Linked DNA regions of Homo sapiens: region 1 is linked to region 2. The links are chromatin loops, found by intact Hi-C in ENCODE. Cell type or tissue: GM12878. All regions are shown on one strand. Links, peaks and the distances in the headings refer to the core of each region. The heading gives the core; the rest is flanking DNA. Region 1 has its middle 53 kb from the start of VANGL2. Region 2 overlaps SLAMF6 (SLAM family member 6).

Region 1 (4,403 bases), core at 294-4,293, 66 kb after region 2:
ACATGTACTTTCATGGCTGCTTCAATTTAAAATATCTTTTAATTTTTTAAGTAGAAGGAAGGGAGGAAAAAATTGAAATAGTCACCGAATATTCCAAATTTGGTGAAACTATAAATTCTTATAACCAAGAAGCTCACTAAATCCCAATCATAAGAAATTTAAGAGAAGTATGCCAAGGAACATCATAATCAAATTACTTAAAACCATTAATAAAAACAAAAATTTAAAAGCAGACAGAGAAAAAAGACACAATATGTACAAAGGAAGAAAGGTAAAAATGAAAGCAGACTTCTTGGCTGGGCGCGGTGGCTCACGCCTGTAATCCCAGCACTTTGGAAGGCCAAGGTGGGTGGATCACCTGAGGTCAGGAGTTCAAGGCCAGCCTGGCCAACATGGCGAAACTCCATCTCTACTAAAAATACAAAAATTAGCCGGGCATGGTGGGGGGCACTTGTAATGTCAGCTACTAGGGAGGATTAGGCTGGAGAATCACTTGAGCCTGGGAGGGGGAGGTTGCAGTGAGCTGAGATCAGGCCATTGCACTCCAGCCTGGGCGACAAGAGCGAAACTCAGTCTTGGGGGAAAAAAAAAAAAAAAGAGACTTCTCAATGCAAGCCAGAAGACACTGGAGCAACATCTTAAAAGCAAGGAGGGAAACACACACACACACACACACACCTGTCAACATAAAATCCTATACTCAGTGAAAATAACCTTAAAAAAAAAGGTAAAATAAAGACTTTTGTAGACATACAGAAGCTGAAAGAATTCACCACAAGCATATCAGCGCTGTAAGAAATGTTACAGGAAGCCTTTCAGGAAGAATGAAAGTGATCACAAATGGTTTTATCAGAGGAGGTGGCACAGCTACCACTGAGCCTTTTCCTTACCCCTCTCCTGAGGTGCTCCCAGTGGGAACTTTGGAGATGCCTAAGGATGCCTAAAAACCACCTCAAGTTATTTCTAATGGTCTTTCCAGTTCTTGCCTTTCAAAATGACTTAATTCTGGATTGTATATTTTCTCTTGGGCATTTTGCCTATAACAGAATGAACACCCATCCAGTAATGATGAGTTAAGAGTCGTGAATGAGTTATGGTTTCATGATGCAAAGAGTCAGGAATCATAACTTAATGAGATGATAGTTCAGAAATTGTCCTTTTTTCCAGTGCTAGTGATAAATATCAAGTATTGTTTTGATCATCAGCAATCAGGGATGTGGCAGAGGAATTTCAAAGGGGAAGAATTTGTGCTAGAACTCAGAGTCAGGCAAAACTGATAGTACGAATCAGGGCGTATAGTAGTTGAAAGCATACTGAAGTTGACTATTGGGAAATTGAGGGCTAGGCCAGCTCCACACAGTTGCGCAAGTTTGAGACTCATTCTTCCCTCTGGACCTCAGTTTCTTCATATTGGGATGTTAGCTAAATGACTCCAAAAACCCTTCCAAGTCTAACCACCTGTGATTCTACAAGTGTGACTGAATTCAGGCTAGTCTTATACTGCCTCCGTCTACCTCACTCTTCTTCATCTGACTAGTTACCAGCAGGGAAATCCCTCCAACCCCAAAATAACCATTATTTTCATAATTCAACTATTAAAATGAATAAATTTTAAGTTTGAAAATCTCTCTTCAAACTGTATATATTGTATAATGTCATTGAAAAGGCAAAACTATAATGACGGAGAAGTCATCAGTGGTTGCCAGAGTTGCAGGTGGGGAGAGAGGATGACTACAAATTGGTAGCACAAGGGAATTTTTGAGGGTGATGAAACTGTTCTGCATCTTGATTGTGAGGGTGGTCACAGGACTATATGCATTTGCAAAAATCCATGAAACTATATACCACAAAGAATAAGTTTTACTGTATGTAAATTTAAAACTAACTAAATAATTTTTTAAAATAGGGCAACAGCTTTGGTAGTGATTTACATCCATGTTTAAGTGTGCATCATTTTAATATATTCTAGATAATTTTCCAGGTATTAAATTTAACTTCTTATTTGAATATCTAGCCTCTTAAAAGTGTATAAATTATTAGCATACACTTTAAACCTATATAATGTATGTTTTAAAATAAATACATTGTTTTCAAAATATGGCAGTTATAGTCTTAAGAGACTTTCTAAAAACAGATTTATTGAGGCATAATTCCCATACCATGAAATCATTGGTGTGAAGTATTCAGTTCAACGATATTTAGTAAATGTATCCAGTTGGACAACCATCACCACAGTCTAATATTAGAACATTTCACCATCCCAAAAAGATCCCTCATGCCCATTTTCAGTTTAGGAGACTCATAAAAGTAGAAGAGCAGTCAATCTGCTAGTAAATTTGCTAACACAGAATCACGACATTTTTAGTGTCGGAAAGCTCTTAAGGCCACCTTAAACTCCCATCACCTGTTTAAATGCCTCTGTAACACGTCTGATGGGTAGTTACCCAGCCTAGCTAGACAACGTCCGGTGATATCAGCGACTGTCTTGTTTAACACTCATTTCATCCTCGGCCAGATCTATTTATTACACAGTTATTCCTCACTTTGAAGCACTGAGGCTTTATATGAGTAATCCCCCATACACTCTGAGAACTACATTAGTATCCAAGAAAGGTGGCAGGAAATGTTTAAAAGGAATTATTTTTGAGCATTTGAGGTTCAAACAGAAAGCTGATATAAGTAAAAGAAGCCTGCCAGCTTTAAAGCAGAAGCAAAGGCCAAGGGAATTGAGTACAGCATTCAAAGATGGGCTGGCACTGGTGGATGGCTATGGAGCATGTTCTGGGTAAAGGACAAAGAGCAACAGAGTAAAAAGTTAGGAGACATCAATGGGAAAGTCCAAGGGACCGCATAAAACCGTTCAAGGCAGCACTTTGATATCAACCGTGTCAAGAGGCCCTATCGGTAAAGTAGACCAAAATCACTAAAACTAAGATTATTTACATTTTGGTATATAATATCTTATTCTGGCCCGGCATGGTGGCTTACGCCTGTAATCCCAGCACTTTGGGAGGCCGAGGTGGGTGGATAACTTGAGGTCAGGAGTTCGAGACCAGCCTGGCCAACATGGTGAAACCCCATTTCTACTAAAAACACAAAAATTAGCCAGGCATGGTGGCGCATGCCTGTAGTCCCAGCTACTCGGGAGGCTGAGGCATGAGAATCGCTTGAACCTGGGAGGCAGAGGTTGCAGTCAGCCAAGATCACACCACTGCACTCCACCCTGGGCGATAGAGTGAGATGCTGTCTCAAAAAAACATATCTTATTCAGCAAATTTACTCACTTTTTACTAAGTTGATAATAACTTGCATGATTGATCCTTGTGTATTACATTGGGTGAGTGAAAAGACAGAAGGAGAAGTCATAATCCTGTAAACCACCAAGAAATGCAAGGACAGGCCGGACGCGGTGGCTAATGCCTGTCATCCCAGCACTTTGGGAGGCCGAGGCGGGTGGATCACCTGAGGTCAGGAGTTTGAGACCAGCCTGGCCAACATGGTGAAAACCCGTCTCTACTAAAAATACAAAAATTAGCCGGGTGTGGTGGTATGCCCCCGTAATCCCAGCTACTCAGGAGGCCAAAGCAGGAGAATCGCTTGAACCCGGGAGGCGGAGGTTGCAGTGAGCTGAGATCGGGCCACTGCACTCCAGCCTAGGCGACAGAGCGAGACTCTGTCTCAAAAAAAAAAAGAAAGAAAGAAAGAAAGAAATGCAAGGATAGCAAATATGCTAGGTGCCTGGAAAATTACAATCTGGAAACAAAATTACCAAGGCTGGATTTATGATCCCAGTCCTCAAGCATTTCACAGTCCAGAACTTCTTTAGAGACAACATGGTATCATGGGAGGAATACTGGAGTAGATGCAAGAAGGCATGTTCCCTGATAGTGTACTTGTGTGTGATCCTGGCCAAGTCTTCTAACTTCTCTGAACCTGAGCTTTTTAATTTGTACAATGAGGATTAGGAAAGGTAAACGAGACAGCTGGTAATATCTGTTCTAAAATTCTGATTGTGTGCCCCTGGACAAACACAACTATTCCTTGTCATTTTTGCCTCCTTAGTAGGTAGGTTGTAAGAGTCAAGTGAGATGTGTGTGAAAGGTCTTTGAAACCTTAAGAAGCTATGCAAATAAGATGTGGCAGAGTGGATGCCTAGTGAATGCCTATACAGTTGTTTCCATTTAAAAGATACTTTATTATTTACAGGTATAATATCTGATGTGATCTTCCCAACAAGTTTATAAAGTGAGGTAGCTATTGATATCCTCATTTGCTAGTGGAGGAAACAGGTTCAAAGAAGACGTATTGTTTTAAGCTTCAAAGTGACCCCAGGGGCAGACTGGGTGGCTCTTCGCCCTTTCTCATAAACTTCTCATCAACTCTCATCAACTAAGAGTCCTCTT
Region 2 (4,403 bases), core at 117-4,116:
TGAATACATCATGAACAAAGCAAGCAAAAATTCCTGCCCTCATGGAGTTAACATTTTAGCAGGAGACAAACTGTAAAAAAAGATAAACAAGTAAAATAGTGTATTGGGTAGGAAGAAATAAATCAAGAAGGAAAGGGAGAGATGAAATATGGTAAAGACGGCAGTGAAATTTCAGACAGGATAGCCAAAGAAAGTGACAAAATTGGAAGGTGGAGAGCAGCCACAGGAGGAAGGTGAGTTCAATTTTGGACCTACTGATTTTAGGATGTCAGTGTGCTATACATGAGGAAGTTACGTGGAGGATCCTGGGAACTTAGGACTAGGGGTAGAGCTGAGGCTAGAGACTTAAAAATCAATGGCATAGAGATATGTTAAGCTGAGGAGAAAACTGGAATGAGAACAGAACTTTGGGAAATATATATAAAATGCAGAAAGAGAGAGAATTCTTTCCTTCATTCAAGAGCCACTTCCTGATCTAGGAGCAGAATCTTGAGTTTTTGCTTCATTTTTACCACCCTGCAAAATTATTTCCACCTCTAGAATAAAATATTCTGAATGTCCTTGTGTTAAAACTCCTCTTCTTCTCCCTATTTCCATGAATACTTCTTATAATGACCCTATGAAATATACAGTGCTCCAATCTCCACTTCACAGATGGGGAAAGAAGGCACAGAACACTAAAGTAACTTGCTCACTGCCCCACATTTATGGGGGAAATGGGTATAGAAAGAGAAACACATTTGAATGAGTTTACAGGAGGCAGATGCAGGTGTTCTGAGACCCAGGAGGAGAGAAGTGGCTGCTAGAATTGGAAATCAGGAAGCTTGGCTCCGGAGTCTGTGCTCATAGCCACTTCACTATGCTACTTAGCTTACACACAGTCATACATTCACACAAATGTGTACATAATTAGAAAATGTGAGGCCAGCAAAAAAAATAAGCAGGGCACCTTCATAGAGAAAAACACGGGGACCTGCTTTGGACGGAGTGATGAAGAAAGGACTTCCTGGAAAAGTAACATCTCATCTGATATTTAAAGGGTGTGAAAAGTTAAACAGGAAAAGTCAAATGAAGAAGATTTTAGGGCAGAGGGAATCATGTGTGAAAAGCCGTGATGCAGGAAAGAGCCTGGAGTGATTTAGGAAGGGAAAGAAGACCACTGTTGCAAAAATGTGGGGCAAATGAAATTAATCTTTGAAACAACCATGAAAAACAATGACTCATGCCAGCCTACATTCTTTGAAGTGGGTTGGGCACTATCCTGACTCCTTTTAGAAAATTTAGTGGAAAAGACAAACCATATTGAAAAATAATCCCATTTCCTTTAACTCAAGCCCTGGGTGGCAAAACTAACAGAACAAAACAATAATTGTAAATAAAATCAAGCATCATGACTTCCTAGAGAAAATAAATCTCGTTTGTTTCTTCATTTTGATTTTTATAGATGGAAAGTTGGAAATTTGTCAAACTTAAATGTGCATATAAATTACTTGGGGGAATCTTATTAAAATGCTGATTGGGGAATAGGGACTGAGATTCTGCATTTCTAAGAGGCTCCCAGGTGACACCAATGCTGCCTGTCCATGGACCACACTAAGCAGCAAGGTTCTAAATTCCAATGGACTTCAGTCATACTGGGATTGTAGGGAGGAAGAAATAGAAACTAACTTTGAGTGTGTTTGCAGGAAGCAGATATAGGTATTCTGAGGTCCAGGAGAGAGCAGTGGTTGGAAATGTAAGTAAAGCAAACACATGAGGGCTGATTCTGAGGTTGAGTCAAAATGTGCAATGCTCTTCTGTGAAGAGATTGTGACCTGATGGCCCCCGAGCAGTGTTATCTACTTTTTACCAACCGTCCACATCTTTCAAATGTTTATTGTGCTCAACAGGCAGAGAGCTGTTTTATATTTTTTCATTATCCTCAGACACGTGTTTTTCCACCTCTCAGAATCTGCAATCTCCAATGTGACCTCCAGGTGTTCATGCCTCTGTTTTTGGTCCCTTAACCCAGATTCAGCTTTGATTGTTTCTCTGTTCACACTCAGACATTTTTTATTAAGGTGAAATTCTTGTAACAGGATGTAATAATTTTAAAGTGACATTTTGTACATTTTGTGAAACCACCACTTCTATTATTCTAAAACATTTTCATCACCCCAAAAGGAAACCCTGTACCCACTAAGCAGTCATTTCCCATTCTCCCCTCCCCCCCAGCCCCTGGCAAATACCGATCTGCTTTCTGTCTCTGTGGGTTTACCTATTCTGGATAATTTCATATAAATGAAATCACACAATATATGACCTTTCGTGTCTGACTTCTTTCACTTAGCATCATGTTTTCCAGGTTCACCTATGCTGAACCATGTATCAGTACTTCATTCCTTTTTGGCTGAATAGTATTTTGTATTCTGTATATACTACATTTTATTTATCCATTTATCTATCAGTGGACACCTGGGTTGTTTTTGCCTTTTGGCTCTTGCGAATAGTGCTGCTATGTGTACAAGTATTTGACTACCTGTTTTTATCTGGGTATATACCTAGGAATGGATTTGTCAGATCATATAATTCTATGCTTAACTTTTTGGGAAATTGCCAAACTGTTTTCCACAATGGCTGTACCATTTTACATTTCCACTAGCTGTGTACAAGAGTTATAATTTCTCCACATCCTCATCAACACTTGTTTTTTTCCTTTTTAAAAAGATTATTATCACCATCCTAATAGGTGTGAAGTGGTATATTATTGTGGTTTTGATTTACATTTTCCCAATGACAAATGATTTTGAGTATCTTTTTAAGTGTTTATTGGCCATTTGTATATCCTCTTTGGAGAAATGTCTATTCAAGTCCTTTGCCCATTTTAGTTGAATTATTTGTCTTTTTGCTATTGAGTTATAAGAGTTGTTTATACATTCTTGGAACCAGACCTTTAATACATGACCTGAAAATATTTTCTCCCATTCTGTAGGTTGTCTTTTCACTTTCTTAATAATGTTCTTTGATGCACAAAAGTCTTTAATTTTGATGAAGCACAATTTACCTATTTTTATCTTTTTTCTTTTTTATCATTTTATTTTAAGTTCCAGGATACACGTGCAGGATATGCAAGTTTGTTACATAGGTAAACATGTGCCCTGGTGGTTTGCTGCACCTATCAACCTCACCTAAGTATTAAGCCCTGCATACATTAGCTATTTTTCCTGATGCTCTCTCTCCCCCCTGCCCCACCCCCGACAGGCCCCAGTGTGTGTCATTCCCCTTCTTGTGTCCATGTGTTCTCATTGTTCAGCTCCCACTTAAAGAACATGCGGTGTTTGGCTTTCTGTTCCTGCATTAGTTTGCTGAGAATAATGGCTTCTGGCTTCATCCATGTCCCTGCAAAGGACATGATTTCATTCCTTTTTATGGCTGCATAGTATTCCGTGGTGTATACGTACCACATTTTCTTTATCCGGTCTATCATTGATGGGCATTTGGGTTGATTTCATGTCTTTGCTATTATGAATAGTGCTGCAATGAAGATACACGTGCAATGAACATGCACATACACATATCTTTATAACAATGATTTATATTCTTTTGGGTATATACCCAGTAATGGGATTGCTGGGTCAAATTGTCTTTCTGCCTCTAGGTCTTTGAGGAGTCCCCGCATTGTCTTCCAGAATAGTTGAACTAATTTACATTCCCACCAACAGTGTAAAAGAGTTTCTATTTCTCCACAGCCTTGCCAGCATCTGTTTTTTCTTGACTTCTAAATAATTGCCATTCTGACCTGTGTGAGATGGTATCCCATTGTGGTTTTGATGTGCATTTCTCTAATGACCAGTGATGTTGAGCTTTTTTCCATGTTTCTTGGCCACATAAATGTCTTCTTTTTTTTTTTAACACCTGAAGAGTAAGTTTAATGGAATTCATAGTTACAGATATTCAGAAAATATTTGTTGGGGGAACTAATTAATACATTTCTTTCTTTTAATTTTTATTTTTAGTTCTGGGTACATGTGCAGTATGTGCAGGTTTGTTACATAGGTAAACCTGTGCCCTGGTGGTTTGCTGCACCTACCAACGCATCACCTAGGTATTAAGCCCAGCATGCATTATCTATTTTTCTTAATGCTCTCCCTCCCCCAACCCCACTCCCCAAGAGGCCCCAGTGCATGTTGTTTCCCTCCCTGTGTCCATGTGTTCTCACTGTTCAGCTCCCACTTACAAGTGAGAACATGCAGTGTTTGGTTTTCTGTTCTTGTATGAGTTTGCTGAGGATAATGGCTTCCAGCTTCATCCACATTCCTGCAAAGGACATGATCTCATTCCTTTTGATGGCTGCATAGTATTCCATGGTGTATATGTTCCACATTTTCTTTATCTCGTCTGTCATTGATGGGCATTTTGGTTGA

What was found. Hi-C counts contacts between places; a loop is a spot of excess contacts. Peaks named below come from ENCODE experiments on the same cell type or tissue, not always from the same donor. Only the 100,000 strongest peaks of a DNase experiment are listed, where the experiment ranks them.
Region 1: it touches region 2 in a loop (2.2-fold over the local background); 5 of 110 quality-filtered maps call a loop at or near these places.

The regions. Positions count from the first base shown.
Region 1 is chr1:160,451,747-160,456,149 of GRCh38, reverse strand. No RefSeq gene overlaps it. Among named protein-coding and RNA genes, the nearest start is that of VANGL2, 53 kb to the right of the region's middle. RefSeq lists an enhancer at 2,708-2,757. In GM12878, for the core only: no CTCF peak of the experiment used is centred there; DNase peaks (open chromatin) are centred at 1,705, 2,539 and 4,139; H3K4me3 peaks cover 462 bases; H3K27ac peaks cover 3,488 bases.
Region 2 is chr1:160,517,597-160,521,999 of GRCh38, reverse strand. All of the region lies in intron 1 of SLAMF6 (SLAM family member 6), which reads left to right. Among named protein-coding and RNA genes, the nearest start is that of SLAMF6, 3.5 kb to the left of the region's middle. In GM12878, for the core only: no CTCF peak of the experiment used is centred there; DNase peaks (open chromatin) are centred at 820 and 1,829; H3K4me3 peaks cover 2,940 bases; H3K27ac peaks cover 2,956 bases.